Linked DNA regions of Mus musculus: region 2 is linked to region 1. Evidence: chromatin loops called from intact Hi-C (ENCODE). Cell type or tissue: left cerebral cortex. All regions are shown on one strand.

Region 1 (2,500 bases):
CATGTTGTCATTGAGACAGAAGGGTCTGGCAGTGCAGCCCAGGAGAGCATTCACCTCACAGTCAGCTCCCTAGTGCTGGTTCACAGATGGGAGCCGCCATTTCTAGTTACTCTTAATTCCTATAACTAGCCGTAGCATTTCTTTGGTAGAGCGTCAAGGAATCTGTGAATACACCTATGTGTAGGTACCCACAGCTTTATTTAGTAACTTCCGAAAGGGGTCTGTCAAGCGTTTCTCCCCTCCCCTTCCACAAGTGGCTGCTTGCTGCTCTTCTGATCCCCCTGGACATGGACCACGAGAGGTGAAAGTGATTTCCCCCCTTTTCCTCAGCAGTTAAAGTTTTATAGACGATTTGATAATAAGGAATTGTCTCTAATAATTTCTGATGCCTTTGAAAAGTAAATGTGTTTGTATTTCTCTCTTTTTATCTCCATAGAGAAAGTTAGAGAAATTCAAGAAAAGCTTGATGCTTTCATTGAAGCTCTTCACCAGGAGAAGTAGACTGTGTCAAGTGAGTGATTCTGACACTGGGCACTGCATGCAAAGCATGTTTCCGAAACTTTTCCTAGTAGTTTATGGGGCTATGACTGCATCACGTTTGCTTCTCCACTGTGCGATCCTTGTGACTCTGCACCAGCCTGCTGGGTATTGGGCCACACGGTAAACCCTTTGCTTGCCTTCTGGCTAAACTGAAATCATCCTCCAGAACTCATGTCAGACAGAACCAGGGTTGGTAAAGATGTTTTATAGTGATGATTTTCTAACATGCATATGACTTGTTTTCTGCATTGAAAAATGGATCTGGGTCTGTCTTTATCTTAACCTCATGCTCACAGTAGGTAATTGTGTTTGTTAAATATTCAGCTTACAAAGCTTCTTTATTTGGCTTGGCTAATAATTAACAATTAGTCATTGTTCTTAATCTACTTCTTTTGTTTACAAAATTTAGATAGGCCTTTTTCCTACTTATAGTCATTTTAATACCATTAGAATTTGTTACTCTTAATATAGCTAATTTTTAATTATCACTAAGGAATTTCTATCAGTAAGTCACTGGCTTTGATTAAGTTGAGATAAGAATTGTGTCTAAGCTATTATCACTTATTTAAATCTTTTATCACTGAAGAACTTTGGTGAACGGATAGTTCCCTGCCTATGTCTAGTTCCTCCCAGGATAGAAAGCCTTAGAACCAGGGACATTGTGCTTCTTCACCACAGGGGAAGCTGAGAGAATTGGCCTGCCAGGGAGGCACTGCTTGGATTATGCATTATTCAGAGCAGTGTACCAGCAGTGAGGAAGGGAGGAAGGAGTTAGGAAGCCTTGGAGGAGATGCCAAGGAGCTCACTAAACTGGCAGAGTGCTTGGGTGCAAGCGGGAGCATGAGTCCAGTCCCCAGCACTCACATGAAAGGCCTGGCTTGGGATCCCAGTGCTGGAGAGGCAGAGGCAGCGTCGTGTCGTGTCCCACCCCCCCCCTTTCCCCCCCCCCACCCCCCGGGCTCTCTGGTCTGGCCTAAGGTGCTCTTGGGGAGCACCAGAAATCATGGCATTTTGTTTACAGAAATGACATTAGATGAAGAAATCTGTGAAACCCTGTTAAAAATAAAAACTATAGGCCAGGAAGTGGTGGCACACGCCTTTAATCCCAGCACTTGGGAGGCAGAGGCAGGCGGATTTCTGAGTTCAAGGACAGCCTGGTCTAGAGAGTGAGTTCCATCCAGGACAGCCGGGGCTACACAGAGAAACTCTGTCTCGAAAAAAACAAAGATAGATAGATAGATAGATAGATAGATAGATAGATAGATAGATAGATAGATAGATAGATAGATAGATAGAGGCTATAGACTAGGGGGAATAGCACAGTGGTTAGGACCCATCAGGCAGCACACTCCTTCCTGCAATTCCAGCTCCAAGAGATACAACGGCCTCTTCTGCAGGCACTACACTCATGTGCATACACATAATTTTAAAAATAAGTCACAGAGAAAGATACAAATATATTTAAGCTAAATGAGTCTAAAAGCCAGCTGGCATCTTACATAATAGATGGAAGTCTCTAATGTAACCTAGTCAGGATAGTGTCTAGACTTGTTTCCCTGCCTGGACATACATTTGTTTGTTTGTTTGTTTGTTTGTTTGTTTGTTTGTTTTCTTCCAGAGGCAATCCCGAGGTGTGGGCTGTGGTGATATTTGTATGTAGGAAAGCCCTGAGCAAGGGAAGCCATCCTAATTTCCCTGATCTACCTGTCTGAGGTCCCTAAGGCCTTTCTCTCCCCCTTCACTTCTATGCCTCTAGAGTCTTTCACAATGTATGTAAATTGGACAGTTGGCCTATTTCCTACCTCAAGTATCCATTAGTGGAGTGAATCTAGAGCGGGCAGCCTTGCTTTAGTTTGACCATTTTGTTAAAGTTACCCAGCATCTGAAAAAATAGCTCCCACTTTGTAATGTCAGCACTTATGGAGCGCCTCTGACTGGCAGAATGACTTTTCTATACAGT
Region 2 (2,500 bases), 660 kb after region 1:
ACCCACATTAAAAAATCTTATTTATTTAAAAAGTTAAAAAGCTACATATCATTATTTAACAATTACTTTACCAGACATTTCTGTCCTTTAAGTATGTGCATAAATAAAATTTAAATCAGCAATATTATCAATCTTAATACATCAAAATAATATATGTACAGATTTTAAAATTTAGGTCTGTATATATTCAAATAATTTAATGTAAAATTCAGAACCAAAATTACTATGTAATGATGACTTACAGAAGACTCAGTCTACCTATGGCACTAAGCAGGACCCATGTCTGCATTCACAGACATTCTTCGAACAATATTCTCAACTGGAATAACCTATCTTATCTATGTTCAAATCTAACTTCGTACAAATGCTTTCTCTCACCTACATAAAACCTTGTTCCTTTGCAAACAATATGGACAGATGAGATATAAACCCTTATCAACTCTAAATGTTAAAATGAACTGTCAAAATAGCCTTTATGATCATGCTCTTAAAGATGTTAAGTACAACTGATATTGGGTTTCTAAGCTGTAGTTAGCAATTAATCATGTTTCAGTATTTAAACCAAAGAATAAGAGTTAACAATTCAGAAAATGATTGAATAACATTAACATTATTTGAAATGAACATAGAAAGTATAAAACAATAGATAATAAGTAACCATAGAAAATAGTGCTAATTCACAGCTCAAGAGGTCTAAGATGCATAGCTTCATAGAATCATTCACGGGACAATTGTTCTTATTATCTAACATGTAATAATATACATTTTGTTGGAAAAAGTCAATTATGTATTTCCTAGGAATCACTAGTGGCAACAGCAGTAATAGTGATCCTGAGACACATTTACTTTTTCTACAATTACCAAACATCATTCGGGTATTTCCAACATAAAAAATAAATAAATAGGGGGGGGGGGAGGTTTCAAAAATCTGGTTAACATTTGGTAAACTTTTAAGTATGTACTAGGGAACTAATGATCAACCAGAGTGGAAAGCATACACTTGTAGTTAGCTAATAAAGAACACAGAATAATGTTACACTGTTTCGCTAATTCAGGGTTCATTTTATAGCAATGCTAAACTGAAGGCACTGCCAAACTGCCAGGTCCTACCTAGGAAAGCATTGTGAAAGTTCCTTGAGAACTGAACAGAATCAGATAAAACACAAATGTGTAAATGCTTTCTTCATTCCTTTTGGCTAAATAAATGTATATATTTTCTTAATTTTCTCAAGCTCACTTGTTACAAAATAGGTATGTGATGATCTCTGGTGCCACCTAATGGCACAAGACAAGCTCTACAAGTTCATATTGCTTTGTAAAAGTAATTCAAATTCCATGTTCATTATTCTTTTAAGCCCCATTATTCAAAGGAGAGACATAGCAAGGTTAAGGTCAAACTCAAAACAAAAACAGCATCATTCCATTCCTTTAGGTAGGAGGAAGGGATGGAGAGAGGGAAGGAGGGAGAGTAGGAGTGGGAGGGAGAATATGAAATATTTAAAATCATATAAGTCCCAAAAGAAAAAAAACAAATAGGTTTGAAGAGGTATGAATGGGATCTACTGCCAAGAGACATAACCCCGATCCTTCTCTGCTTGTGTATTCTGAGACAGGCTTTTACTATCTATTCCAGGACTAAACAATTCTCCTGCCTCAGCCTCCTGTGCAGGACTAGGGGCCTTTACTTATCATGCCTGGCTGCTCAGAAATAAACCTTTTTTTGGGGGTGGCGGGGGGGGGGGGGGTTCAAGACAGGGTTTCTCTGTATAGCCCAGGCTGTCCTGGAATTTAGAAATCCGCCTGCCCCTGCCTCCCTCCCGAATGCTGGGATTAAAGGCGTGCACCACCACCACACCCGGCTGAAATAAACCTTTCTAGTGAGAGTTCTTTGCTTAACTAGACTGCAGTATGGGAGCCATGGAATACTATGAAGGATATCTCAGACAGCAAGCAGTGGAGCGCCTTACTGTCTAGAAAGTGACACCCAGGCAGGAGATACAGAGAATATAAAACCAGAAATGGAAATTACCTGAGTTGCTCTATCAACAACACACAAACTCACTCCTAACTCCAGGTCATAAAAGAAAACTGGTGTATGTTTAACGTAGAGTTCTTTGGGAGAAAACACTGGATCAAAACAGGCTTTCAACCTATTTTCACTGGAGGCTAATCACAATTAACTATATTTTTAATAATCACAATTTTGGGGCCTATATGTAAAAGAACTTTCTAATAAGGGGATTTATGAAAAGTAAATTTAAAGAGGCAAACGTGTCAAAAGCTAAAATCTATAAAACCCAAACACAGATCTCTCATACCCAATATAAAGTATATATCATATTTAGGTTACTGGATGAAGAAATAGCCAGATTTATAGTTAATAATCGTACAGCAAATGACATTTTACTGCTTTGTATTTTAATGAACTGCCATATTATGAGAGGGATATAAACTGAACTAGTGCCATTCTGACACAGCGTCAGAAAAGCTCAACAGTGCA

Evidence for each region. Peaks named below come from ENCODE experiments on the same cell type or tissue, not always from the same donor. Only the 100,000 strongest peaks of a DNase experiment are listed, where the experiment ranks them.
Region 2: it touches region 1 in a loop (2.4-fold over the local background); 3 of 42 quality-filtered maps call a loop at or near these places.

The regions. Positions count from the first base shown.
Region 1 is chr16:29,648,501-29,651,000 of GRCm38, forward strand. It overlaps Opa1 (OPA1, mitochondrial dynamin like GTPase), which reads left to right. Exons shown (of 29, transcript NM_133752.3): 28 at 437-511. The coding sequence ends at 501. Among named protein-coding and RNA genes, the nearest start is that of Opa1, 70 kb to the left of the region's middle. In left cerebral cortex, no CTCF peak of the experiment used is centred here; DNase peaks (open chromatin) are centred at 1,282 and 2,000.
Region 2 is chr16:30,313,164-30,315,663 of GRCm38, forward strand. It overlaps Atp13a3 (ATPase type 13A3), which reads right to left. Exons shown (of 34, transcript NM_001128096.1): 34 at 1-2,500. Among named protein-coding and RNA genes, the nearest start is that of Gp5, 3.6 kb to the left of the region's middle. In left cerebral cortex, a CTCF peak has its summit at 1,274 (motif pointing left); a DNase peak (open chromatin) is centred at 1,261.